Regions from separate parts of the Homo sapiens genome. Here all the other regions are linked to region 3. A link is a contact called in ENCODE Hi-C or POLR2A ChIA-PET data. All regions are on one chromosome and are shown on one strand. The core of a region is the stretch at or near the end of the contact, and the rest is flanking DNA. Distances in the headings are between cores, read along the strand shown.

What was found. A loop is a pair of places that touch in the nucleus more often than their neighbours do. ChIA-PET counts read pairs that join two places held with the same protein, here RNA polymerase II (POLR2A). Pooled maps may share reads with other maps.
Region 1: a pooled map shows a loop between it and region 3 (21-fold over the local background). The contact joins the promoter of OASL here to the promoter of RNF34 in region 3. A Hi-C loop is called at or near these places in 8 of 50 pooled maps. POLR2A ChIA-PET finds 5 or more read pairs at or near these places in 4 of 52 experiments (PC-9, activated T-cell and activated naive CD4-positive, alpha-beta T cell).
Region 2: a map of CD4-positive, alpha-beta memory T cell shows a loop between it and region 3 (19-fold over the local background). The contact joins the enhancer-like site here to the promoter of RNF34 in region 3. A Hi-C loop is called at or near these places in 1 of 168 maps with a recorded cell type or tissue (CD4-positive, alpha-beta memory T cell) and 9 of 50 pooled maps. POLR2A ChIA-PET finds 5 or more read pairs at or near these places in 2 of 52 experiments (T-cell and activated B cell).
Region 4: a loop to region 3 is called in a pooled map, with 5 times the contacts of the local background. The contact joins the promoter of P2RX7 here to the promoter of RNF34 in region 3. A Hi-C loop is called at or near these places in 2 of 37 single-sample maps with no recorded cell type and 10 of 50 pooled maps. POLR2A ChIA-PET finds 5 or more read pairs at or near these places in 3 of 52 experiments (A673, WTC11 and activated T-cell).
Region 5: a pooled map shows a loop between it and region 3 (3-fold over the local background). The contact joins the enhancer-like site here to the promoter of RNF34 in region 3. A Hi-C loop is called at or near these places in 2 of 50 pooled maps. POLR2A ChIA-PET finds 5 or more read pairs at or near these places in 6 of 52 experiments (GM10248, T-cell, activated B cell and 3 more).

What each region holds. Positions count from the first base shown.
Region 1 is chr12:121,037,806-121,042,973 of GRCh38, reverse strand. It overlaps OASL (2'-5'-oligoadenylate synthetase like), which reads left to right and starts at 3,728. Exons shown (of 6, transcript NM_003733.4): 1 at 3,728-4,200. The coding sequence starts at 4,003. RefSeq lists enhancers at 3,564-3,983, 3,563-4,062, 4,063-4,564.
Region 2 is chr12:121,836,834-121,842,447 of GRCh38, reverse strand. It overlaps HPD (4-hydroxyphenylpyruvate dioxygenase), which reads left to right. Exons shown (of 14, transcript NM_002150.3): 13 at 2,400-2,516; 14 at 2,610-2,921. The coding sequence ends at 2,720. Among named protein-coding and RNA genes, the nearest start is that of TIALD, 17 kb to the left of the region's middle. RefSeq lists enhancers at 1,589-2,258, 2,930-3,600 and a silencer at 2,768-2,967. Within about 2 kb of position 2,792, at least 16 of the 41 ENCODE cell types and tissues checked have a DNase peak (open chromatin) inside an H3K27ac peak, as active enhancers do.
Region 3 is chr12:121,397,948-121,403,882 of GRCh38, reverse strand. RNF34 (ring finger protein 34) reads right to left here and starts at 3,765. Exons shown (of 6, transcript NM_025126.4): 1 at 3,665-3,765. The coding sequence starts at 3,670. RefSeq lists enhancers at 2,594-3,125, 3,126-3,657, 4,143-4,222.
Region 4 is chr12:121,128,871-121,134,228 of GRCh38, reverse strand. It overlaps P2RX7 (purinergic receptor P2X 7), which reads right to left and starts at 1,353. Exons shown (of 13, transcript NM_002562.6): 1 at 1,134-1,353. The coding sequence starts at 1,258. All of the region lies in intron 2 of LOC105370032 (a long non-coding RNA gene), which reads left to right. RefSeq lists an enhancer at 4,949-5,243.
Region 5 is chr12:121,769,281-121,775,077 of GRCh38, reverse strand. TMEM120B (transmembrane protein 120B) reads right to left here. Exons shown (of 12, transcript NM_001080825.2): 7 at 4,106-4,171; 8 at 3,529-3,590; 9 at 1,565-1,657; 10 at 356-420; 11 at 1-16. Among named protein-coding and RNA genes, the nearest start is that of RHOF, 22 kb to the left of the region's middle. RefSeq lists silencers at 1-95, 1,747-1,796 and an enhancer at 4,484-4,996. Within about 2 kb of position 1,702, at least 14 of the 41 ENCODE cell types and tissues checked have a DNase peak (open chromatin) inside an H3K27ac peak, as active enhancers do.

The DNA.
Region 1 (5,168 bases), core at 2,479-4,978, 360 kb after region 3:
GCCTTGGAGTCAAAATATATCCAGCGGAATGACATGATGTCCAGATTCACTTCCAAATAACACAGTAGGGAATCTAGGGATGGGGGTAGAATTGAAACCAGACTGTCTATAAGTTGATCATTGTTGAAACTGGTGATGGTACATGGAGGTTCATTGTATTATTCCACTTTGTTTGAAATGTTCCAAAATCAGAAAAATTAAAACATACTATTTCACTGCTACCACTCTGATCCAAGTCAACTGACCTCTTGCCTGGACTGTTGCAGTAGCCTCCTAACCATACTTCTGCCTCCACTTTCACCTCCACTCCACCCTCTGCTTCTAATTTAATTTCCTCCCAGCAGCCAATGTGATTAATTCCATTAAAATGAAAGACCGTGTCACTCCTCCACTCAAAACTCTCCAATGTATGGTGTCAGACTCCTACAGAACAACAAAAAATGCTCCCCAGTGGTTCCCCATTTCATTCAGAGTAAAGCCAACTCCTAACAGTCGTCTTCAAGATCCTATCCACTCCTGCTCCTTGTTTATGGAATAAATCTTTTTAAAAAGATCTTATATCCTGGCTGGGTGCGGTGGCTCACGCCTGTAATCCCAGCACTTTGGGAGGCCGAGGCGGGTGGATCGCCTGAGGTCAGGAGTTAGAGACCAGCCTGGCCAACATGGTGAAACACCGTCTCTACTAAAAGTACAAAAATCAGCTAGGTGTGGCGGTGGGCACCTTGAATCCCAGCTGCTCAGGAGGCTGAGGCAGGAGAATCGCTTGAACCTGGGAGGTGGAGGTTGCAGTGAGCCGAGATTGTGCCATTGCACTCTAGCCTGGGCAACAATTGTGAAACTCCATCTCAAAAAAAAAAAAAAAAAGGATCCTGTATCTATTTGCCTTGCCACCCTTTACTACTTAAACCGCATTCCCTTCCACTCTCTGCTCTTGATCACTCCGTTCCAGGCACACTGATGTTCCTTATACTTGCCACCGGGCAGTACCACCACAGGGTCCTCGTACTTTCCACTCCTTCTGCCATGAAGAATCTTCTTCCTTCTGTTACACACGTGGCTCACTCTACCTTCTTTTTTTTTTTTTTTTTTGAGACGGAGTCTCGCTGGAGTTCAGTGGTGCAATCTTGGCTCACTGCAAGCTTTGCCTCCTGGGTTCACGCCATTCTCCTGCCTCAGCGTCCCGAATAGCTGGGACTACAGGTGCCTGCCACCACGCCCGGCTAATTTTTTGTACTTTTAGTAGAGATGGGGTTTCACCGTATTAACCAGGATGGTCTCGATCTCCTGACCTTGTGATCCACCCGTCTTGGCCTCCCAAACTCTTCACCTTCTTATGTCTTTGCTCAGATGTCTCCTTTTCAGGGAGGCCTTCCCTAATCACCTTATGTAAGACTGAAACCTAAATACATGCCCCCAACACACACACACACACACACACACACACACACACACACACACACAACCTCTTAATCCCTTCTCTTGCTTTGTTTTTCTGCTTAGCACTTATCACCGTCTTCTTTACTATAATTTTACCTATTTATCCTATTTGTTGTTTGTCTCCACTACCAGAAAGAAAACTATCTGCAGGTAGGGATTTTTCACTACTGTTTGTTCACTGTTGTATCCACAGCACCTGCCTGGCACAGAGTAGGTGCCCAGTAAGTATCTGTTGAATGAGTGAACGAATGAGTGAATAGCACTCCAAGATTCAATCCTGCCCACCTGTCCAGGTACATTTCTAACCTCTCCCCTGCTCACCCTTTCATCCCAAGGCACACAGCACACTTGAGTCCCTGGCATATCCTAGCATTATTTATACTTCTCAGCCTCTATGCTGTACCCTCATCCTCCTGGCTGGAGTGCCAGTCTTTTTTATTTTTTATTTGGAGACAGAGTCTCATGCTGTCACCCAGGCTGGAGTGCAGTGGCACCATGATAGTTCACTGCAGCCTGAAACTCCTAGACTCAAGTGGTCCTCCCACCTCAGCCTCCCAAGTAGCTGGGGCTACAGGTGGACACCACCACACCTAGCTATTTTTTAAAAAACTTTTTGTTTTTAAAACAAAAACTGGAGTTTTAAACTCCAGGCCACCACTGCCTCTCACCTGCACCACTGTGCAGTGTCCTGACCATCTCCCTACATCTGTTCTTGCCCTTGCAATCATCCTCACCACAGAAGCAGAGAAGTTACAAGTGTGGCAAAGGGCAGACCGGAATTCAAAGCCAATGTGGAGTGGGGAGTTGGATACATGAGTCTGGATTTCAGGGAAGAGGTATGGATTTAAGATACAAATGTGGGAGTCACTGGGTATGGTGGCTCACGCCTGTAATCCCAGCACTTTGGGAGGCCGAGGAGGGCAGATCAGGAGTTCAAGACCAGCCTGGGCAACATGGTGAAACACTGTCCCTACTAAAAATACAAAAAGTTAGCCAGGCGCGGTGGCGGGCTCCTGTAATCCCAGCTCCTTGGGAGGCTGAGGCACAAGAATCGCCTGAACCTGGGAGGCAGAGGTTGCAGTGAGCCGAGATTGTGTCACTGAACTCCAGCCTGGGCGAGACAGTGAGACTCCATCTCAAAAATAAACAAATAAATAAAAATAAAATTAAAATGTGGAAGTTGCCAGAGTAAAAACATTTAAACGCTGGCTGAAATCACCAAGGGAGTAAGTCTAGAACAAGAAGAGAAAAGGACCCAGGACTAAGCCCTGGAGCACTTAATATTATTCAGAGTTTGGGAAGTTGCAGGTGTCCAGCTATGTTGCCCAGGCTGGTCTTGAACTCCTGGCCTCAAGTGATCCTCTCACCTTGGCCTCCCAAAGTGCTGGGACTACAAGCATGAGCCACCATGCCCAGCCCGGATCCCCAGTCTTTAAGATTCCTCTCAAGCAGGTGTCTGCTAACACCAAATGAAACTCATCTGCCGGCTTCATGTTTTCATGCTTTTTTCCTACTTAACTCATCGCACTGGACTTTTGCAGTCTCTTTTTTCTGTGTCTCCTCCACCGTTCTGGGAGTCCCCTTGGAACAGGAACCTCATCTTATTTTGTCTTCTTGGCTCAATGCATGAACTTCTTGGTTCAGTGCGTGAATCATAATACCTGTTAAACCCACTCTATGGGCCGGGCGCGGTGGCTCACGCTGTAATCCTAGCACTGTGGGAGGCCGAGGTGGGCGGATCATTTGAGGTCAGGAGTTTGAGACCAGCCTGACCAAAATGGTGAGACCCCCGTCTCTACTAAAAATACAAAAAAAAAATTAGCCGGGCGTGGTGGCACATGTCTGTAGTCCCAGCTACTAGGGAGGCTGAGGCAGGAGAATCGCTTGAACCCGTGAGGCAGAGGTTGTAGTGAGCTGAGATTGCACCACTGCACTCCAGCCTGGGCAACAGAGCAAGACCCGGCCAAAAAAAAAAAAAAACAAAAAAACAAAAAAACCCACTCTATGAATAGTGAGGGTCAAAGAGGTTAGAGTCTGGCACAGGTAGACTAGAATTCCCAGTCTGTTCTCTTGGGCTCCAGATTCTCACTCCACCACCTGAACACTAGTGAGTCCCTTCCGTTCCCAAGCCTCAATTTCCTTAGACAGATGTAAGCAGTTGAATTGACTAACAACTATCCAACCCCAACCTACTGGGCAAGTTGCCTCCTTTGGGGTCAAACACTATCCAACTTCAGTTTCCCAACGTCATAAAGGAGAACTCTAAAAGTTGAGAATCGAAACTGATGACAGATTGACTAGACGGCCAGCCTGTTAAGGTGGCCCCAGATATTCCAGCCTCAGCCCAGAGTCCTCCTGTGCCCCTACTGCAGCAAGGGTGTCTCCAAGAAGGGGGACCTGGAGTCAGCCCGTCACACCTGGTTTCCTCTCTGCTAGGGTCCCTCCTCCCACAGAGCACTGGAGGGCAGCTGAGGAGGAGCTACCTTAAAAAAGGAGGTGTGTGCCAGGGAGCTGGGTAGGAGCCTGGCTATATATCTGCCCAGCAGCGGTACTCTCGGGACAGAGATGGCACTGATGCAGGAACTGTATAGCACACCAGCCTCCAGGCTGGACTCCTTCGTGGCTCAGTGGCTGCAGCCCCACCGGGAGTGGAAGGAAGAGGTGCTAGACGCTGTGCGGACCGTGGAGGAGTTTCTGAGGCAGGAGCATTTCCAGGGGAAGCGTGGGCTGGACCAGGATGTGCGGGTGCTGAAGGTAGTCAAGGTAAGACTGGGCTCCTCCAGCCCCCACGCAAGACAAAACCCAGTATCAGAGTCCACGTCCCTGGGGATGCTGGGGACCCCTGTCCTCCTTATCCCTAGCCCATGCTGATGACATCTCAGAATACCCCATCCCACCTAGCTGTCTACACCCCACTGCACCACTGCCTTGAGTAGAATGAGTCTAGTAATAATAGCTCACATTTGGGGGCTCACTGGACTAACCTCTTAACATACACTATCTCTAATTCTTGCACTCTGTGAGATAGGTACTATTCTTTGCCCAGTTTACAGATTAGCAAATGGAGGCTCAGAACCAATACAATGCGAGGTCCTTGGTTGGATCCTAGTGTGAATGAACCATCTGTAAAATATAGTTTGGGGACAACTGGCCTAGATATCAGATAGTACATATATCTGATATGGGAAATCATTGTTGATTTTGTTAGGTGTAACAGTAGTTTTGTGGTTATCAGAAGGTTGTCTTTTGTTTGGACACGAACACTGAAGTATTTTAGGGACAAAGTTCCTTGGTGCCTATAATTTACTTTAACGTGGCTTAGATTAAGCACATGTAGCCAGGAATTTAGACTTGTTGAATCAACTAGTTGGGTATATGAGTGTTAGTTGTATCATCTATTTTTCTATGTGTTTTAACTTTTTGATAATAAAATGACTTTTTTTTTTTTTAGAGACAGGGTCTCGCTCTGTCACCCAGGCTGGAGTGCAGTGGCACAATCACCACTCACTGTAGCCTCAATCTCCCTGAGCTCAGGTGATCCTCAGCCTCCTAAATAGCTTGGGATTACAGGCATGCACCACCATGCTCAGCTAATTTTTGTATTTTTTGTAGAGATAGGGTTTCACCAATGTTGCCCATGCTGGTCTCGAACTCCTGGGATCAAGAATATGCCCACCTTGGCCTCCCAAAGTGCTGGGATTACAGGTGTGAGCCACCATGTCTGGCCGGCC
Region 2 (5,614 bases), core at 1,543-4,042, 440 kb before region 3:
AAAAACAAAAACAGTTAGGCCAGACACAGTGGCTCACACCTATAATCCCAGCATTTTGGGAGGTTGAAGTGAGAGGATTGCTTGAGGCCAGGAGTTTAAGACCAGCCTGAGAAACACAGGGCGACCCTGTATCTACAAAAAAAACAGTTTTAAAAAATTAGCTGGGCATGGTGGTTCGTGCCTGTAGTCCCAGCTACTCAGGAGGCTGAGGTGAGAGGATCACTTGAGGCCAGGAGGTCAAAGCTGCAGTGAGCCATGATCAGGCTACTGCATTCCAGCCTGGGCAAAAAATCAATTTTAGAACATTTTTGTCACCCCAAAAAGAAACCTTGAGCCTCTTAGCCAGCACCTCCCAACCCCCTCTGTTCCCTTCCCCCCTCCCACCCCAGCCCTAGGCACCATTAATCTACCTTCAGTCTCTATAGATTTGCCTATTCTGGACATTTCATCAAAAGGAATCACAAAGTCCAGGCACGGTGGCTCATGCCTGTAATCCCAGCACTTTGGGAGGCTGAGGTGGGCGGATCATGAGGTCAGGAGTTCAAGACCAGCCTGGCCAACATGGTGAAACCCTGTCTCTACTAAAAATACAAAAATTAGCTGGGTGTGATAGCAGATGCCTGTAATCCCAGCTACTGGGGAGCCTGAGGCCGGAGAATTGCTTGAACCCAGGGAAGGGGAGGTTGCAGTGAGCCGAGATCGCGCCATTGCACTCCAGCCTGGGCGACAGAGTGAAACTCCATCTCGGAAAAAAAAAAAAAGGAATCACAAAATAGGCCTATTGTGAGCAGCTTCTTTCCCATAGCATGTGCTCAAGGTTCATCTGCGTGGGGTGTGTGTCAGTGCTTCGTTCCTTTTTGTGGCTGAAAAATATCCCATTGTATAGATAGACACACATTGTTTATCTATTCCTCGTTGATAGATATTTGGGTTGTTTCCACTTTTGGGGTGTTATACGTAATGCTACTGTGAACATCTATGTACAAGGCTCTGTGTGGACGTGTTTTCAATGCACTTTGGAATATATCTAGGAGTAGCTAGGTCACATGGTAATTCCATGTTCCCTTTTGTTTGTTTAGAGATGGAGTCTTGCTTTGTTTCCCAGGCTGGGGTGCAGTGGTGCGATCTTGGCCCATTGCAACCTCCAGCCTCCTGGGTTCAAGCAATTCTCCTGCCTCAGCCTCCCCAGTAGCTGGGATTATAGGCGCCCGCCACCACGCCCAGCTAATTTTTTTTTTTTTTTTTTTGAGACAGAGTCTTGCTCTGTTGCCCAGGCTGGAGAGCAGTGGCCGATCTTGGCTCACTGCAACCTCCACTTCCCGGGTTCAAGCGATTCTCCTGCCTCTGCCTCCTGAGTAGCTGGGATAACAGGCGTGTGCCACCATGCCCAGCCAATTTATTTTTATTTTTATTTTTAGTAGAGATGGGGTTTCACCATGTTGGCCAGGCTGGTCTCGAACTCCTGACCTCGGGTGATTCACTCACCTCAGCCTCCCAGAGTGCTGGGATTACAGGCGTGAGCCACCTTGCCCAGCCTAATTTTTGTATTTTTTTTTGTAGTGACTGGGTTTCCCCATGTTGGCCAGGCTGGTCTCGAACTGAGCTCAGGTGATCCACCTGCCTCGGCCTCCCAAAGTGAGCCACCATGCCTGGCCACCCCCTTTTTTTTTTTTAATCCGTATTTTAAGGAAGCAACACTATATGTTTAACTTTTTGAGAAGCTGCCAGACTGTTTTCCAAAGTGGTTGCACCATTTTACAGTCCCACCAGCAGTACATGAGGGTTCCGATTTCCACTGGAGGATTTTAAACAGGGGAATGACATGATCCGACTTTTAAAAGATCCCGCAGCAGGTCATGGTGGCTCACGCCTGTAATCCCAACACTTTGGGAGGTCGAGGTGGGTGGATCACCTGAGGTCAGGAGTTCGAGACCAGCCTGACCAATATCGTGAAACCCCGTCTTACTAAAAATACAAAAATTAGCCGGGCATGGTAGCCTGCGCCTGTAGTCCCAGCTACTCGGGAGGCTGAGACAGGAGAATCGCTTGAACCCGGAAGGCGGAGGTTTCAGTGAGCCAAGATTGCGCCACCGCACTCCAGCCTGGGTAACAGCGCAAGGCTCCGTCTCAAAAAAGAAAAAGAAAGTGTCCTGATAATGTCTGCGGGGAGGATGGATTGTAAGGATACAAGATTAGAAGCGGGCAGCAGTCTTGAATGGTGCCTTAGGAACTGTAGTAGGGGGATAGTAATAGGACAGTTTGGGGATATATTTGGAGGTGGCTGAACTGCCAGAAAAAGAGGTCATTTCCAGACTTTTGGGGTGCAGGAGCCCCTGTGGACTTTCCAAGGATCTCACCGTGCCAGCCTCCCCTAGCAGAGCCCCCTGTCTCCCGCCTAGGAGCTGAAAATCCTGGTGGACTACGACGAGAAAGGCTACCTCCTGCAGATCTTCACCAAACCGGTGCAGGACCGGCCCACGCTCTTCCTGGAAGTCATCCAGCGCCACAACCACCAGGTACTGCTTGTCCCCGGCAGGCCCGAGGGGACAGGCAGCTAGCACACTCGGTTTTCTGGGTCCTTGGCTCATCTCCTCTCTTTCCCGCCACAGGGTTTTGGAGCCGGCAACTTCAACTCACTGTTCAAGGCTTTCGAGGAGGAGCAGAACCTGCGGGGTAACCTCACCAACATGGAGACCAATGGGGTGGTGCCCGGCATGTAAGCCCCGCCCACCCCACGGAGGCCACAGCCACACAGCCACGCCCCCTGATTCTGGAACTCGCCCAACTTCCCTACTGGCTGCTCCCCTTGGGTCCCGCCCACCAGCGGACTCGGCCCCCAAGGCTCCGCCCACACTGACCACGCCCCTCGGCGGGGCCGCCCTCTGCTCCAGCCCTCCCGATTAAAGCGTGCCCCGGTCCAATACTGTGTCTGTGTTTGTGTTGCGCATAAGGCAGTAGTGCCTTATGGCAGCCAGGGGGAGGCCAGGGCGGCCGCCAGCGCCGCGGGACCGAGGAGCTGCGGGTGCCAGCGCTTTGCCAGCGGGACCACGCGGAGAGGGGAATTCTGGAACCAGGGAAGGAAGGGGACTTGCTCTGGAGGGAAAGACGGATGACACTGCTTTTGTAGAGAGATAAACGCGATTCAGACAATAAAGCAAGCGATGAGCCGGGCGTGGTGGCTCACACCTGTAATTTCAGCGCTTTGGGAGGCAGAGGTGGGAGGATCGCTTGAGGCCAGGAGTTCGAGCCCAGCCCGGTAACATAGCAAGACCCCGACCCCCCTGCGTCTACACAAATAACAAATAAAAATTAGCCTGGCGTAGTGGCGCACACCTGTGGTCCCAGCTACTCAGGAGGCTGAGGTGGGAGGATCGATTGATGGACAGAGGTCTAAGCTGCAGCGAGCCCTGATCCTGACACTGCACTCCAGCCTGGGCAAGAGTGAGACCCTGTCTCAAAAAAAAAAAAGGCAGTTGATGAGAATATGTGGAAGCGAAGATCGCAGGGGAGCTAATTTTGATAACGGAAGACCTCTCCGAGAAGGTGACATTTGGGAGCCAGCCATGGGACCATGCTCGGGAAAAGGATTCCAGGAAGAGCGAACGGAGAAAGGCCCTGAGGTGGGGTCAGAGTTTGGCAGCATCTTGTCTGCCGGCTTGATGATCTCTTTTTGTTGTTGTTGAGACGGAGTTTCGCTCTGTCCCCCAGGCTGGAGTGCAGTGGTGCGATCTCGGCTCACTGCAAGCTCCGCCTCCCGGGTTCACGCCATTCTCCTGCCTCAGCCTCCCGAGTAGCTGGGACTACAGGCGCCCGCCACCACGCCCGGCTAATTTTTTGTATTTTTAGCAGAGACGGAGTTTCACCTTGTTAGCCAGGATGGTCTCGGCCTCCCAAAGTGCTGGGATTACAGGCGTGAGCCACCGCGCCCGGCCGATGATCTCTAAAGATGAGCTGTCTTCAGTTTTGCTACCCAGAGCCCAAACCTCTGAACACAGGAGAGGGGAGAGTGTTAGACAAGGGACTCTAGGGGCAGCATCCCTGCTCATCAACTGTAGGATATGGTCCCTTGGTTCCTGGTCTCAGAGATAAAGCAGGTAGGAGGGGCCTGGTATCCCAGTCCCTGCCCTCAGCAGGGCAGTGCCCATGACCACCCACGCAGCTGCACTGCCCCAGCCTTGCCCGCAGTGAGGACTTCTTTTGGAAAGGGGCTTGTTCATACTCATAGAAGAGTGAGTGATCCTTGCAAAAGAATGAGGCAGCTGGGTCCTAAAACCCTAGGAAGGAGATTCTTTCTTCAAAACCAGGTAAGAGTTGGTGGTGGGCAAATTTGGCCTCTTTTTTTTTTCTTTTTCTCTCTTTTTTTTTTTTTTTTAGACAGAGTCTCACTCCATTGCTCAGGCTGGAGTGCAGTGGTGTGCTCTTGGCTTACTGCAACCTCCACCTTCTGAGCTCAGGTGATCCTCCTACCTCAGCCTCCCAAGTAGCTGGGACTATAGGCATGTGCCACCACGCCCAGCTAATTTTGTTTTTATTTTTCATGGAGATGGGATCTCACTATGTTGGCCAGTCTCGAATTCCTGGTCTCAGGTGATCCGCCCACCTCAGCCTTCCAAAGTGCTGGAATTATAGGAATGAGCCACTGTCTCTGGCCTCTTTCTGCTTCTAATGCTTGAGAACCCTCCGTGAGGATAAGTCAACTCAGAGCTAGGAGGCAGCAGAGCTCAATAGAAGAAAAAAATACTCTGAGTTGGTATAATGGTGGGAATTGGGGATTTTTTTCAGATTATAGAAGAAATCAGAGCTTCTGGGATCACGAACTTCAGAAATAAAGAGATCAGAGAGAACCCAAAGGATTCCGTGCAAAAAAAATACTCCCCCTCTATTCTCCTGTGACTTAATGTGAAGAAGGGAAATTGTATAACCCAGAAGGATGCAAACTAGTGGCTTACAGACCAAATGTGGCTCATAGACCTACTTCGTTTTGCCTGCATGGTTTCAAACAAATTTGAGTCAACATTTTAGAAAGTTGGGCACATATGGCCAGGTGCGGTAGCTCATGCCTGTAATCCCAGCACTTTGGGAGGCTGAGGCAGGTGGATCACTTGAGGTCAGGAGTTAGAGACCAGCCTGCCCAACAGGGTGAAACCTCGCCTCTACTAAAAATACAAAAATTAGCCGGGAATGGAGGAGGGTGCCTGTAATCCCAGCTACTCGGGAGGCTGAGGCAGGAGAATCCTTTGAACCTGGGAAGTGGAGCTTGCAGTGAGCCGAGATCACGCCTCTGCACTCTAGCCTGGGTGGCAGAGTGAGACTCCATCTCAAAAATAAATATTGGGAGGTCAAGGTGGGTGGATCACCTGAGGTCGGGAGTTCAAGACCAGCCTGGCCAACATGGTGAAACCCCATCTCTATTAAAAATACAAAATTAGCTGGGCCTGGTGGTGCGCACCTGTAATCCCAGCTACTCGGGAGGCTGAGGCAGGAGAATCACTCGAACCCAGGAGGCAGAGGTTGCAGTGAGATCGCACCACTGCACTCCAGCCTGGGCAAAAAGAGCGAAACTCCATCTCATAAATACATAAATAAATAAATAAAGCATGCAGAGCAGACACCC
Region 3 (5,935 bases), core at 2,516-5,015:
TTCACTTTTTATTAAACTAGGTAAATAGCAATGTAATAATAAACCCATAGACTCTTCTCATAAGCGTCTACCTTGCTTGCCATAACTCTAAGTTAAATATATTATTTACACAGTTATTTTAAGGATGAACCTAGAAGTTTTAAATTCAAAAATAATTGTCTCAGATGCTACATGAATCTACAAGGACCAAGGAGCGATACTGTTCTTCCATCAATGAAAGCTTCCTCAGAGAACTCACCCACTATATGTCCAGGGTTTGTTTCAAACTCTGGACAACCTTCAGTTTGCTAAAACTCAATGTCCTGTGTTAAACGACAGGAAAAAGATGTATTAAATCTTAGCAACGGTGATATAAAATAATCGGTTTTACAGTTTAATCTTGGTTAGGTTAAACTTTCCTACATAACTAAAAGCAAAGCAGAAAAAACAGTTGATAAAAAAGCAAAATCTTTATCCTTTTTTTTTTTTGTTTTGGTTTTTTTTTTTGGAGACAGAGTCTTGCTCTGTTGCCCAGGCTGGAGTGCAGTGGCGCAATCTTGGCTCACTGCAAACTCTGCCTCCCGGGTTCACGCCATTCTCCTGCCTCAGCCTCCAGAGTAGCTGGGACTACAGGCGCCCGCCACCACATCCAGCTAATTTTTTGTATTTTTAGTAGAGACAGGGTTTCACTGTGTTAGCCAGGATGGTCTCAACCTCCTGACCTTGTGATCTGCCTGCCTCGGCCTCCCAAAGTGCTGGGACTACAGGCGTGAGCCACCGCGCCCGGCCTCTTTATCCTATTTAGAGCCATTTGAGAAACATATGCTCCTTAGAATGTGAAAGGATTTCTTATCAAAACTGCTGCTTCAACTGAAATACAATATGCAGGGACCTAACTCTTTCTTAGTGACCAAATATCCGACCATATACCACAAAGGAAGGAATTCTACATCCTAAATTATTTCTCTCATACCATTTGGACATTAAGCAGGTTGCAAAAACAGATGATGAACTCTAAAATGTAATACTTTTAGACAAGACATTGGCCAAACTGATCGATTATTACAATAACATGTGCTATAGATACAAATGTTACCTTCCTCATGCTTGGGTTTTTGTTTTCTTTTAACAGTATACTTGATCCTTAGTACCACTCCCCCACCTTTCAGAGAAAAAAAAAGGAAAAGGAATTACATTCAGTAGATTACTTTCTCCTTGATATCTCATTTTGAGCTTGGAAGAACCCAGATTAGCACAATTAATGGTGAGATCAATATAAATAAGGAAAAATGGGAAAGAGGATTAAATCAAATTAACACAGGGCACCAATTTGGATTTTTTTTTTTAATCCCTTATAGGAAGTTGATTGGATGTTACTGCAAGGTTAAAAAGTTACTTGAGTCTGAGAGGTAAGACCTATTTCAAAACATCAGTTTCTAAACCAAACCAAACCAAACCAAACCAAAACGCCAAAGGGAGAAAGTAAATACCCATTCCGTACATATACTAAAACCAGCTGCTCCAGGTTTGAGTGAACATGTACTTATCCATATAATTGCTTAGCTTTTCTTGTTTATTTTTAACTGCTTAACTTTTTTTTTCCTTTTTTTCTTTTTAAAATAATTTTTAATCGAGACAGGGTTTTGCTATGTTGGCCAAGCTGTTCTCGAACTCCTGACCTCAAGTGATCCATCTGCCTTGGCCTCCCAAAGTGCTGGGATTATAGGCGTGAGCTATTGCACCCGGCCAGGTATACTTGCTTAGCTTTTAATGTAATTTTAATTCCACAGAAAGAAGTATTTCCTTACATGAACATTCACATGTTAGCATTCCATGACATCAGGAATCAGTCTCTGCCCAGAAATCTACAGATGAGCATACCCACAATTAAACAATTTCAATATAAATCAACATTAAGTTAAATAATAAACATTTAACAGCCCAAATCCTCAATGGTGTAAATCCAGTTTCACAAAAACAAAAGCATCATTTATAACTGTCATCTGGCACAGGCTGATGTCTATTCAGGTCCATATTTTGCTTCTGAAAATACGTATCTTTTCTATAATTTCAATTGCCACCAAACTTTGTTTCTAAAATTTCATCTTAGAAAGTAGTACCTTCCACTTCAATTCAAAACACACGTCTGTTTTCAAAGAACTTGTTTAAAAATTTCAACACTGGACCTGTCTCTAATTCTTTCCTTCGATAGCTAGTTCCTTAATGGGCCACAAATTTAATATTAATAAAGATACTGATTCTTCGAGGCATTATATATAAAGATCCCTGCTTTGTTTTTGGATCTTAACACAGCAGAGGGTGGTTTTCAGGAAATAAAGCTACTTCTAGATACTTTAATAGATATTTCAAGCTGTAATAATATTTTATAACTAAACTGGAAAGTTAAAAATAAGCTTTTACAATATCCTCATACTTCAAGGCACAGTTCCAAAGTTACCTATTCCAAAAATATTCCTTGCTTTCTGTAGCCAGAAGTATCCTTTCTGGCTCCTGTGTTTTGTCCCTGCCTTTTTTTTTTTTTTTTTTTTGATACCTATAGCCTTCTGCCTTGTAATATGGTTACTTACAAATAACTCTTCTTTTGAATGGTAAACTGCCTTCCTAAGGGATGAGACTGTATTTTGAATTACTTCTCTTCACCATGTCTCCCTCTTGGCTAACGCACAGAAAACGTTCAACAAAACATGTGCTGAATTTCTGTGACCAGCTGACACTCTTTTTCAATCTTCTATAGTAAATCTTTGACGCTTTATGGAGACAGCGTTAATCTAGCAGCTCACCTGCTAGATTACCCACCCCCAGCACACCTCTGCACTGAGATTAACGAAACCATCTAGGTCTGAAAGTTATCATCACCTTATGACTCATCCCACTTGGTTTGAGTTCGGCAAATGAATCAATACCCTGAACTGACTGCTGTTCACAAAGCTCTTCAGAACTCTCAGTGATCGGGTTGAGAATCATCTCTCAGAAGTAGGCCGGAAACCCCGCTCCCCTTTCCCCTTTTCTTCAACTTCTCATCAGTAATGCTCCCACGCTCTCACTCCCACCTTGGAGAACTCAAGCTGCCAAATTCCTTGCTGCGTTTACCTAGTGGCGATGGAGGCACATCCAGCCTTCTCTAGTTCGCGGCCCCGACGTGCAGCCTACGAAGCACCCCTTCCGGGTGGCATCCCCACCCTGAGAGTTCTTTAACCCGTTAGCCTGGCCCTAGCCTCACCACCCCCTGCACCCCTCCTGTTCTCCTCGGTCCCACGATGTCCCCAACACTTGGGTTAGTTCAAGGACTCGGGGCGGGAAAGGGCACGCCGCGCGCCAAGGGACCGAGGCTCAGGCGAGCCCTGGCGGCTCTGCCTCAGGCCCCCGAGGAGGCGCACAGGGCCCGGCGCAGAGAGGGGCCCACCCGGCGCGAACGCTAGGGACGCCCGGCTTCTCCCCACCGCTCGGGTCGCTGACGGGGGTGGCACTGGAGGAGCTCGAGAGGGTCCGGCAGCCTGCCCTGGCTCGGTTGGGGCACCTGAAGCCGGGCAAGCGACCCCCCTCAGCGCAGCTCTCCGAGATGACGACTAGGTAACCGCTAAGGCGGAAAGAAAGGAGGCGCTTCAGGTGCCCTGGCAGGATAGGATTGGCGAGGAGGGTCTGTCCGGCTCCACCGGCCCCTCACCTTCATGGCCGCGACCGCCTCAGCTCGGCCGGCTCTACCAGGAAACTCAGCACCATAGCAGCTCCTCACACTGCCGACCTCCTTCCCTCTGGGCGGTGATTACCGCGCCCCGGGAGGCGACCGAGCGTCCGGACGTAAGGGGCGTGGTCACGCTCGCCGCGTGCCCCGGTAAAAGCGCAGAGCGGCGGCCACGACGACCAATAGGAAGCCGACTTTCGGGAGGCCGGTCACCAGAGCCAATGAAGCGACAGGGATTGGGCGGGGCCTCTGGCGTTCCTCCTGGCTGGGAGTGCGCGGGGAGGATTCTTTTCCGCCCCGAGCGAAGACCTGCGGACCTGGGCGTGGCGGAAGGCGCGCTGCGGCGCTGCTTTCTCGGTTGGGTGTTTGAAATGGGAGATAGCGTCCCTGAGGAAGCTGCTGCGGCTTTCTGGGCTAGGTGGTCAAGTTTCCGGGGAGGGGAGCGCGGGAAGGGCCGTGGTGAATTTGAACACGCCGGTTGGCTCGAAGGCCTTTGTTATGACCGTCAGAGCAGGGCCTCAGATTTCCTTCCCAGACGTTCCCGCGTTCATGCTCGGTGATGACCTCGGGGCTCCTCACTCGTGGGTCCGGTAAGGAGCGGCAGCTGCACTCGCTAGGACGCGGCCTTTAAAAACAAGACTTATTGAAAACACTTAGAAAACCAAGGGCTCTCAAATCCCAAGGGCTCTTTGAAAAGCTGTATTCAAAATAACCAAAATCGTAGCATAATAAAAGAATTTGCTCGAGTCTTGGAATTGCCTTTGGACAGAGAAACTGAGGTTGTAAATTAAGGTATCGATTTCTTCAGCTGTACTGGATGACAGTTTATTTTCCTACACCTTTTTTTTATTTTTGACAAGGTCTTGCTCTTGCCCAGGCTGGAGTGCAATAGTGTGATCTCGGCTCACTGCAACCTCCGTCTCCCGGGTTCAAAGGATTCTCCTGCCTCAGCCTCCCTAGTAGCTGGGACTTCGTGCGCCCGCCCCACACCCGGCTAATTTTTTCTATTTTTAGTAGAGACTGGTTTTCACTGTGTTGGCCAGGCTGGTCTAGAACTCCTGGCCTCAGGTGAGCCGCCCACCTCGGCCTTCCAAAGTGCTGAGATTAGCCACCGGGCCCAGCCGATTTTCCTACACTTTTTAATCTCACCTCTAACTTAACCAGTATTTAAGATTTTAAACATAAAAAAGTCAGTTCGCTCTTCATGAGGACCTAAGACTGTTCTGTTATTTATATACATTATAGATTTGCTTCGACAAGTTGTGCTATATTAGATTAAAACACACGGAGAGAGAGAGAGTGCGTGGCAGGCCACTTCCTTAGACTGAAATAATGCATCAGAGTATGTATTTCTCTTGCTTCAAGTGCTGCTCAGATAATGTCACTTCTTATCCATAATAGTCCTAGGTTTTTTTTGGAAAAATGTACAGAAAGCCTTTCATTCACGATGTAGGACGCAGCTGAGCTTCATTGGAAGAGAAAGTATTAATTAATTCTCCTAATGATCTAGACACAAAGCAACTCAATAAAAATGTTCTTGGGGTACAAAGCCATGGTTGTCCCTCATTAGAAAAGGCCTGGCAGGTCTACCTCCAGAGTTAATAAGCACATGAAAGATGCTCAACATCATTAACTATCAAGGAAATGCACATCAAATCCATGGATACCGCTGTGCGCCTGCAAGGATGGGTAACATTAAAAAGAAAGAAAATAGATGGTGAGGATGTGGAGAATTTGGAATCTTCATACATGAATGGTGGGAATGTAAAATGATGCAGCTGCTATGAAAATGCCTGACAATTCTTAAAAAAAAAAATTTTTTTTTTTTTGAGACGGAGTCTCGCTCTGTCGCCCAGGCTGGAGTGCAATGGCGCGATTTCTGCTCACTGCAAGCTCCGTCTCCTGGGTTCACGCCATTCTCCTGCCTCAGCCTCCCAAGTAGCTGGGACTACAGGCGCCCGCCACCGCGCCCGGCTAGTTTTTTGTATTTTTAGTAGAGACGGGTTTCACCGTGTTAGCCAGGATGGTCTCGATCTCCTGACCTCGTGATCCGCCCACCTCGGCCTCCCAAAGTGCTGGGATTACAGGCGTGAGCCACCGCGCCCGGCCCAAAAATGTTAAAACATACAGAGTTACCATAAGACCCAGAAATTCCACTCCTAGGTGTATACCCGAGAGAAATGAAAACCTAGGTCCACAGAAAAACGTACATGCTAATGGTTCTTAGCAGCATTATTCATAATAGTCAAAAAG
Region 4 (5,358 bases), core at 104-2,603, 270 kb after region 3:
GCAATTTTTACTCTTAGGTACATATTCGAGAGAAAGGAGAATATATATCCACATAAAACCTTGTACACAAATGTTCATGTGGCATTATTCATGATAGCCAAAAAAGAGAAACAACCCCAATGTCCATCAATGGATGAATGGATAGAAAAAAGTGGTCTATCCATGCAATGGAGTACTACTCAGCCGTAAAAAGGAATGAAGTATCAGCCGGGTGCAATGGCTCACGCCTGTAATCCTGACACTTTGGGAGGCCGAGGCAGGCAGATCACTTGAGTCCAGGAGTTTGAGACCAGCCTGGACAAAATAGTGAGACCCCGTCTCTTTAAAAAAAAAAATTGAATGAAGTATCAACACATGCTACAACATGGATGAGCATTGAAAACACGCTAAGTGCCACAAAGGACCACATATTATGTGATTCCATTTATATGAAATGTCCAGAATCGGCAAATCCATAGAGGCAGAAAGGAAATTGATGGGTGGGAAGGAGGAGGAACAGTGTTGGAAATGATGGTGAAGGAGTGTGGGATTCCTTTTGAGTCGATTAAAATATTCTAAAATTGATTGTGGGGATGGTTGCACAACTCTGGGAATAATCTGAAAATCATTAAATGGTACCCTTTAAATGGGTCAATTGTATGGTGTATAAATTATATCTCAGTAAGTTTCTTTTAGAAGAAACAAAAACCAAAAAGCAGGGCCTTCCTGACGTTGGTGAGGACCTAAAGTTATAACACATTTTCAAGCCTGGTCCTATTCCTCCCAAGCATGGTGACTCAGATGCCAGCATGATCACCAGGCGTGCCCTGAGATCCTCGCCTCCTCCCTGGGGATCCAGGGTGTTGCCCTGCGCTTTCCTACCTTCCCCAGGCACGCCCTGCCCTGCGCGCCCTGGCGGGCCTGAAGTAGAGCAGAAAGGAATCCCGCTTGTCCTGTGGCTTCTCTCTGCTGCAGCCTGGCACCGTTTCCTCTTGCCTGCTGCTGCTTCCTCCCTCCCGCCCAGCTGGCTGTGAGAGCACGTCTCAGATTCGAAAACCATGTGAGATTCAGAATGTGCACCTGAAGCTGCCCGCTGGGGCTTTCTGTGCTGTCGGCCACTGCAGAGATCTGGGTCCTCCCCAGATCCCACTTACCAAACGTAGGAAAAGATGATCACGTGGAAGAACCACTTAATGGTGCCATAATTCATGCTCTGGATCCGAGTGACTTTGTTCGTCTCATACTGGAAAACATCACTGCAGCTGCAGCAGGCCGGCATGGTGACAGCCTCCCTCCCTGCGCGGAGCTGGACCAGAGCTCTACTCTTCCTGACAGGGCCACAGCAAGCCCCCTCCCAGTAACTGCAAAATGAAACGTACTGGTTTTTAGCAGGAGTCTTTAACTTCAAGCTCCTCCAATGACTGCAGAGTTGGGGCGGGCCCTGGCAGTGGCCCCACATGTGGCTGTGATAAACAAGAAGCGCCAAGTCCTACGGGCCTGGCTGGCAGATGACCTCACCCCAGCTGGCCTCCCCCAGATGCCTACACAAAGATGGTGTTCAGAGGATGGGCATTTTTAGAATTCTCCCTTTTCCCCCCTTTCCTTTCACTTTTTTGGTCTCATGTCTCTTGGGAGAAAGGGGCAGCCTTGCAAATGTCACAAGACTGGGAGCTTCCATTATGCCTCAGAAAAGGACTGAGATCTTTCCATTGCCTGAAGCCCCACTCAGAGATTGATTCATTCATTTCTACAACCCTTTATTCAGCCCCTGATGTATAGGAGCTCTGGGTAAATGAAGATCTCCCCCTCTTCTTCCACCGCCCCTTATAATACTCTGGTCTGCAGTTGGTGGGGGAAATCAGATTTGCAGGGGTAGGGGTGGTGGGGGTGGAGGGGCTTTATTTTTCTGCCAGATCTTTCATGCTTGACCCTCTGAGTTACTCTCCACCCTCCTCTGCACCCCGGCAGGTCGATCTATGACCTAGACCAATCAGCCAAAGATCACCAGGGACACAGTGGCAGTCCAACAAAGTTAGGTTTGTTGACCTATTCAGTGAGGGACACCACCCACCAGAAGAGCTACGCACATCACCAAACAAAGGAAAACAGCAATTTATTATAGGATTCCGAGGAAAGTGGAGTTGAGATAAAATCTAAATGAAGTCATGTTTTGATGGACTCAAAGCAAAACAGGTTTGTACAAAGCAGTCAACTTCAGTCTGGATTGCAAAGAGGACCCAGGGCCCTGTTTCCTAGGAAGCAACATAGCTAAGATACATGTCAAATGTGTCCAGAAAATCTTTATCTGAAGCTCTGCTCCTGAGTTGTAAATTGAGGCTGCTTCTCTGTGTCAAGATGACTTAAATCTTCCAGGCAAAATTGGAATATTTCAGTCTTAGTCATGTAATTTCAAACAGCAAAGTTTCTGAAGGTCTCTGATTTTAAAGGACAATGTTTCAGCAGTCACTCAAAGATGCAGGGTTGTATTATCACTTTACAGCTACAGAGAATTATTGTTCCCTGTTATCTTTACAGCTGGCTTGATCCCTTTCTGTTATTCCAGCCTGCTAAGTGGCCGGGTAGATTTTCAGTTTTTCAGTCTAAACTAATTGTACTTTCTCACACATACAAACTGCATCAGGGTTCCCCTCACCTTCTGGCTTCCAGTTCAGGAGACTGGAGAGCAGTGAGGATGGACGTGACTCCCTGGCCCTGCCCTTCTCAGTTGCATATAGGCAGGGCTTCTGGGCACCACTCCCTCCTTTAGTCCTGGGAGTGGTAAGGGCTCCCCACTCTTACCAGCCCCAGGAAGCTCACTATCTCCTATTGCTTTTTCTTAACTCTGTCCACACCTTTGTAAATGGTTCCATCATTAGTTACCCCACTTGAGTATGCCATTGCTTTCCTGCCGGGAATCTGAGTGATACGGTCATCTTCATCTGTAAAAAGAGGAGATTCACAGGTAAAGCCTGATGCTTAGAACATAGGCTCTAGGGGACTAATGGCCTGGCTTCCGATCCTGGCTTCACATCTTACCAGCTCTGTGACCCTGGACAGCTCTGTTTATGCTATTCATTCACTCATTCCCAAGAGCACCAGGAATAGTAGATATGGCAGTGAACAGGCAGACAAGTCAAATGTCCATCAGCTGATGGATGGATACACAAAAGCACGAAAGCCCATACAAGGGAATATTATTCAGCCATAAAAAGGAATGAAACACTGACCCATGCTCCAACATGGATGAACCTTGAAAACACTACGCTTAAGTGAAAGAGGCCAGACACAAAAGGATACATCTTTTACGACTCCATTTATAGGAAATGTCCAGAATAGGCAAATCACTTCAGTGTTGCTCTTGCTACCACTCAAAGACATCTATTTTCTTGTCTTTCTTTCTTTCTCTTTTCTTTCTTTCTTTTTTTTTTTTTTTTTTTTTTTTTGTTTTTTTGAGATGGAGTCTCCCCCTGTTGCCCAGGCTGTAGTGCAGTGGCAAGACTTTGGGTCACTGCAACCCCTGCCTCCTGGGTTCAAGCGATTCTTGTGCCTCAGCCTCATGAGTATCTGCAATTACAGCCATGCGCACGCTCAGCTGATTTTTGTGTTTTTAGTAGAGATGGGGTTTCACCATGTTGGCTAGGTTGGTCTCGAACTCCTGGTCACAAGCGATCTGCCCGCCTTAGCCTACCAAAGTGTTGGGATTACAGGCGTGAGCCACTACACCCGGCCTGTTTGTTGTCTTTCTGCTGCACTCTTGCACTGGTCCCTCATGCTCTCCCCTCTCCACTCCTTCAGCCCTTGTCCGCTATTTCATCACTGCTACCTCCTCCACTCCATGGATTCTGTTCTCAAAGAGGTTACCAAAGACTTCTCAGTTGCCAGACTGGGTGGATATATTTTATTCCTTATGTTACTTGATCTCTTGGATGCATTCAACATCACTGGCTACTTTCTGCATCTTGGACCAGTATTTTCCCTTGGTTTCCATGACTTTCCTGGGTCCCATGTTCTCCTGGTTTCTCATTTGTACTTCTATGACTCTTTATCTTATCTTTCTTTTTAAAAAATTAATTTAATTAATTTATTTTAGAGACTGGGTCTTGCTCTGTCGTCCAGGCTGGAGTGCAGTGGCGCAATCATGGCTCACTGCAGCTTCAAACTTCTGGGCTCCAGTGATCCCCCTACCACAGCCTCCTGAGTAGCTGGGACCACAGGCACATGCCACCAAGCCTCGTTAATTTTTTTTTTAATTTTGTAGAGATAGGGTCTTGCTATGCTGCCCAGGCTGGTCTCGAACTCCTGGCTTCAAGTGATCCTCCTGACTCAGCCTTCCAAAGTGCTGGGGTTACAGGCATAAGCCACTGCATCCAATCTTTGTCTTATCTTTCTCTGGCTCTCTTCTCCCTGTAAATATCAGTTCCAGCAAATTGTCTCTCAGCACTTCTTATGATTCTATCAGGATAGGACAGGTTATGCTGCAATAACAAAGCACTCTCAGTGTCTCATGGCTTATAGCAGTGATGAATTAATTCTCACTCACACTATATGTCCATCATGGGTCTCCCAGATGGCTCAGCTCTCTGTAATCACTCAGAGATCGAGGCTAACGGAACAGCCATTGTCTTGAACTCTTTAATGAGAACTCTGGAGAGTCTCACAGCAGCAATGAAATGTTCTGACCTCGTGATGGAAGGAATATAAAGTTACCAAAAAAAAAAAAATTGGGGATTGAACGGTGGATTTCTTAGTCTTGTGAGTGTGTGGGTGTGTTTACAATTTACAGAAAATCAAGTGACATTCTTCAGCAGAAAAGGGAGTTTTTTTTTTTGAGGAAACACTTATCTCACAGACTGCAAGTGCAGGAAATGTGCCCAACCTCATGAGAACCTATTAATAGAATCAGAAACCAAACTGTCCTGTGCTGAGGTTGCTCTTTCAGTTTGTCTGAAGCCCGCCTCTGTTTGTCTCTGTGTGCCCATTGCGAGTCTCTCTAAACACTGGCTTCCTCTGTTTCTCCCAGGGCACGTGGTTCAGCAATGCTCTCCAAGTTAGGTTCCACAGTTCAAATGCAAGCCCAGATCCCCTGCCCAGTTCCAGAACTCAAGGGGAATGAATCTGATTGGCCTAATTCTTTATCCCTGGTCCAATCAGCTATGGCTGTGGGCGGGGCCATAATCACACAGGGCGTCAAGGGCCAACCTCCGTTGGGGGAGAAGGGAGGGAGGAAAGAAAGGAAGATGGCGGGAGAGAGAGAGAGAGAGAAGGGGGGTGGGAAGAGAGAGAGAGAGAGGGAGAGAGAGAATGAGAATGTGACTCTCAGAGAATAGAGGCTCCAAGGCTGAGGGACTGCTGGTTAAATACCCGTTCCTCCCCCAGGTG
Region 5 (5,797 bases), core at 453-2,952, 370 kb before region 3:
TGTAGAGCTGCCAGAACTGGAGAGGAAGGCAGGCGCTGCTCACCCACCAGACTCCCCTGGCCGGCCACGTAGAAAGCCAGGGTGATGGCCAGGCCCCTCACCCAACTTTGGGTATCAACTACCCACAACACTGACAGACACCCCCAAAATGAAATGCAGGCACCCGAGGCCAGGGCAGAGCTAGGTCAGTTCTGGCTCCTGCCTTGGCATCCCTGGGCCCAGAGGCTGCCCCGGCCCCAGGATGCTGTGGGCCCCAGCATGGGGACGGATGGAGAAGGAGGGCAAGGCCTGAAGACCTTCTGTTCCTGGGGGTCAGCCCAGACAGGAGATACCCACAAACTCCAGGGGGACTCACATGGCCACAGAAGAGGAAGGGCAGGAGAAAGGTGAGGCCCCGCCACATCCAGGACTGGAACCCTTCTGTGGAGAGGAGGGAAGAAAAAGGACCCGCTGAGGGGGTCCGCTGCCCCCACAGCTCCACCAGACGCCCACCCCCAGCCACACCAGTCACCCTAAGATGAGCCAGGGACAGTCACACATGCGGGGGGTCAGCCCTCACCTGTCATAGCTGGGTGGGCATTCACTATGACAATAGCAACCCTGTCACCTGGCCTGACTGCTCTCTCTCTTCAAGCCACCAAGAGCCAGGTGACAACACACAGACACTGGGCGCTATGTTGTTACTAATTTCTTTAATCTGCACAGGGTTTTGCATTTTATAATGAATTTTCACATGCATTAGTTCTATCGAGTCTTGAGACAGGAGGACCTACTTAGGAGAGTAATTTGATGGAAATGACTATGTCAAAAGACAGCAGAGTTGGCCAGGTGCAGTGGCCCACGCCTATAATCCCAGCACGTTGGGAGGCCAAGGTGGGCAGATCACTTGAGGCCAGCAGTTTGAGACCAGCCTGGCCAACAAGGTGAAACCCCATTTCTACTAAAAATACAAAAATTAGCCGGGCGTGGTGGCACATGCCTGTAATCCCAGCTACTCAGGAGGCTGAGGCGGGAGAATCACTTGAACCCGGGAGGCGGAGGTTGCAGTGAATAGAGATCGTGCCACTGCAATGCAGCCTGGGCAAGAGTGAGACTCCGTCTCAAAAAAAAAAAAAAAAAAAAAAAAGATAGCAGAGTTGTATTAAAAACAGTTTCCCCTGAAATTCTCAATGAGGTGTCTCCTCACTTTTCTGGCTGGCACTCCTATGGCTTCAGAGTGAGGCATGTCTCCCCCGTGTACATGCATTTATATACTTATACGTGTTGGTATGTAGACATGTTACACACAAATGGCTAATTTGTGTGTGTGTATTCTAGAACACACACAAAAAAATAGACACTTCCAGAGGCTGAGACAGAGGCCCTGCCCTCGGGGCCTGGTATGCAGCTGGCCTGGCACTTGGCAGCTGAAACAGAATCCAGGATGAATTCTGGAAGGCGCTTCGGATAAAGGGCAGCGGCCTGGCTCCGCTGTATGGGAGGTGCTCGCAGGGCTGCACTCCCGGTGTGGGGAGCTGGCAGGTCCAGTACCTGCCCCGGCTCCAACCCAGGCCCAGCTACTCACCCACTGTGAGATCCAGGTGGTTCCTCTCCCCCAGGGCCCGCAGCCGGTAGAGGCAGCCCCTCTGGTAATAATATTGCAGGAACTGGACGCAGCCTGCAGGGGGAGCACAGCACCTGGGCTCAGGGCCTGGTGTCCCCGGAAGACAGGGCCACACCTCTCTGCCCCAAGCACAGGCTGATGGGTCTTTACTGGGCAGAAGCAGAAAGGGTGCCCTGGTTACAACCCTCTCCCACGCCCACACACCACAAACAGACACACACACTCTGGTCTGAACCTGCTTTAGCCCTTATCCAGAACACAGAGAGAACACAGGTATGTGAGGACCCATCTAAGCCCCAACTAGATTTGAAACTTCTGGAATTTTCCATGCAGTAGACACTCAATAGATGCTTGCTGGAATGCAAGCTATGCCAGTGCTATGTTGGGAGCTCTGTGCAATGCTAAGACACAAGACAGAGTTCCATCCAATGGGATACTTCGTTGTTGCTAAAAATGAGGTGGTAATGACATGAAAAATAGCCATGATAAACTGTTAAAAATTCAAAAGGCAGGTTATAATAGTAAAGCTCTATGTACAGAAAGGTCCCATACTTGTAAAAGATACATAATGTAATACACACATGTATATACCTATTTATGAATAAAAACTTTTGAGAGGACATAGATCTTAACTAACGTCACCTCTAGGGTGGGCTGATATACAATTTCCATTCTTGGCTTTATACATTTGTATTTGTTTGCAAGCAGGTTTTAACTTAAAATGTAGGTTGTAGTATCTGAAAAGTCAATACAGCCAGGCGTGATGGCTCATGCCTGTAATCCCAACACTTTGGGAAGCCAAGGCAGGCAGATCCCTTGAGGCCAGGAGTTCAAGACCAGCCTGGCCAACTGGTGAAATCTCATCTCTACCAAAATACAAAAAGTAACCAGGCATGGTGGCAGGCACCTGTAATCCCAGCTACTTGGCAGGAGAATCGCTTGAACCGGGAGGTGGAGGTTGCAGTGAGCCGAGATCACAACACCGCACTCCAGCCTGGGTGACAGACAGAAACTCCATCTCAAAAAAAAAAAAAAAGAAAGAAACGGTACGGCGTGGTGGCTCATGCCTGTAATCCCAACACTTTGGGTGGCAGAGGTGGGTGGACCACCTGAGGTCAGGAGTTCCAGACCACCCTGACCAACATGGTGAAATCTCATCTTTATTAAAAATAAAAAAAATTAGCTGGGCGTGGTGGTGCGCACCTGTAGTCCCAGCCACCCGGGAGGCTGAGGCAGAAGAATCGTTTGAACCCAGGAGGCGGAGGTTGCAGTGAGCCAAGATCGCGCCACTGCACTCCAGCCTGGGCAACAGAGCAAGACTCCATCAGAAAGAAAGAAAGAAAGAGAGAAAGAGAGAGAGAGAGAAAGAGAGAAAGAGAGAGAGAGAGAAAGAGAAAGAAAGAAAAAGAAAGGAAGAAAAAGAAAGAAAGAAAGAGAAAGAAAGAAAGGGAAAGAAAGGCAATACACACATGGGATAAAATTTAAAGGGAACAAACAGGTTGGTGAAAAGTAAGACGCTCTCCCTGTCCCCAAGCATTCAAGCCCCCTTCCCCAGAGGCAACCCTTGGGACCAGTATACAAATCCAGAGCAATTTTCAGATGAGAAAAATAATATATATTTCCATTTGGAGGACTTATTTAGGACTGGAAAAAAGGCTGGTATCCCCAATGCTACTCAGTTCCCAAAGGTCACAGTTGGCAGGGTTCCAGCCTGGGGAAGGAGCAGGCAGTGCTGGGGGCTGGGAGGTGGGTGGAGCTGACCTGGGGCGGGGACAGCTCTCCTTCTGGATTTCTGGGACCCTCTCCCCCAGTCTGGTCTCCCTGCCACACAGGCAAGCACTGATTGATGTCAGCTGGGGCCCTCCCTTGGTGAAAGTCTCAGAAAACCATGTCCCTTCCCCCAAATCCAGGCAACAGTCACTCACTCTGAAAAATGGAAAATGCTAAGAACTGGTTGCGAAACTTCTGATAAATGGGTCCATTAGGCCTGGAGAGAAGGTAGGAAAAAACAAAGGTGGGGCCCACTATGAAATGAGACATTCCTCCCCGCCCCAACTCCATTCCAACCAGAAGAGGCGAAAAGGTGTATAAAGTCAAACTGAGGTCCAGACTTCCGCCCTTCTATCCCTGGGGCTGGGCGAGGTCATCCCATCTTCCTTTCTAGAAGCACAGGGGTCCACATGGCCGTGCAGAAGCGCTAACTCCCTGTGACCCCTCTGTCCTCCGCAGTCTCCTTCAGTGCCCAGCCTCACTCGCTCCCTCCAGCCTTGCAGCCCCGCTACCTCTGCCCTGGCCAGGGACACCCGAAACCATTCCCTGGAGAACCCCTCACGGGCTGGGTGGGGCCCGCGCAGCCCGGCGCAGCTGCAGGCTCATACTTTCTTTCCCAAGTTGGCCCTGGAGCACACCCCCCACCGCTGTCTGGATCAGCCCCCTCCCCATTCCCGGGCCCCAGGCTCTACTCCCTGGGAGGCTGGAGGGGCCCAGCGAGGGGCTACTCACCAGGTCAGCATCACTCCGGACAGGAATGTGGAGACGTAGTGGTGAGACACCCACCAGCCTTTAATTCTCGGGAGAGGGAGAGAACGGAAAGTGCTCAGGAGGGGAGAGCAACGCAGGCATGTGTCTCGCTGAGGCCCCACCTATGCAGCAGGGGTTACTCTGCACTCAGAGACGGCTTCTTGGAGTAAGAAACAGACTGGAACCCTGACCGTGCCCTCCTCTCTGTCCCACAGGGCTGCACCATCCCACACAAACCAGCTGCAGATTAGCCTGGACTCCCACTTGGGCTTCCAGTGGTTTCCAGCAACCCTCAGAGCACACCCCTAGCCTCACCTGCCTTCAAGCCTCACTCCTGTCCTCCCCACCTGGTCCTCTCCCCAGCACGCGGGCGCTCCAGGCACGGCTCCTGTCCTCCCCACCAGGTCTTCTCCCCAGCACGCAGGCCCTCCAGGAATGTGGGCTCTCCTAGAACCCGCCAAGCCTGCCTGCTGCCACCTCAGGGCCTCCTACAGACTGAATAGTGGCTCCAATTCCTGCACTGAAGCTGAGCCCCCCAGCACCTTAGAACGTCCGTGACTGTATTTGAAGACAGGGCCTTTGAAGAGGGGACTGAGGTAAAACAAGGTCACACTGGTGGGCCCTAGTCCAGTGTGACTGGTGTCTCTGCAAGAAGGGGAGAGACACCAGGGCTGTTTGTGCACAGAGAAAAGGCCACATGAGGACACACGGGGAGATGCCATCTGTGAGCCACAGAGAATGGTCTCAGGAGAAACCAGCCCCGCCAGTACCTCCATTCTAGACTTCCAGCACCAAACTGTGAGGAAATACACTCTGTGGCTTAGGACACTCGGCGGGCGGTACTTCCTACAGCTACACCCAGCGGGCTCACCCAGGGCCTTTGGACTTGCTGCTCTCTCTGCTCCAAGACCTTGACGTGCCTGGCTCCTCGTCCAAGTGCAAGCTTCAGACTAGCTGTCACCTCACAAAGGCCTCCTGACCGCCTTATCTGAACCAGCCTGATGGCCCCACTCGGATCACACTGCCCCACTTCACCTCCTTCATGGCATGGATCACTGTCTGCAATTACGTGCCTTTCTTCCTGTGATCTGCCCCCTCTCCCACCCCTATGTCACCTCTAGATTGAGCAGGGGTCTTGTCTCTATTGTTCACCAGTCTATCTGTGACCCTGGGTTCCAAGCAGCTGCTCAATAAATGTGTTGAATAAGCATGCATGTACACACACACACACACACACACGTTTTCTCTTTTCCAGGCAGGGTCTCACTCTGTCACCCTGTCTGGAGTGCAGTGGTGCAATCATGGCTCACTGCAGCCCTGACCTCCCAGGTCAAGCAATTCTCCCACCTCAGCCTCCTGAGTAGCTGGGATCACAGGCGTGCGCCACCACGCCCAGCTAAATTTTTTTTTTTTTAGAGACAGGGTCTTGCTATGTTGCCCCGACTGGTCTCAAATTCCTGGGCTCAAGCAATCCTCTTGCCTTGGCCTTCCAAAGTGCTAGGATTATAGTCGTGACCCACTGTGCCTGGCCAGACATTCTTACACAGGACTGCAGCTATGACATTGCCCTGTACAGAAGCAGAGGCTGATGGATGCCACACGCGGCACCTCACACCATCTCCGAGGCAGCTTCTCCCCAGGAGCTACATGCCCCAGGCCCATCTCCTGTCATCT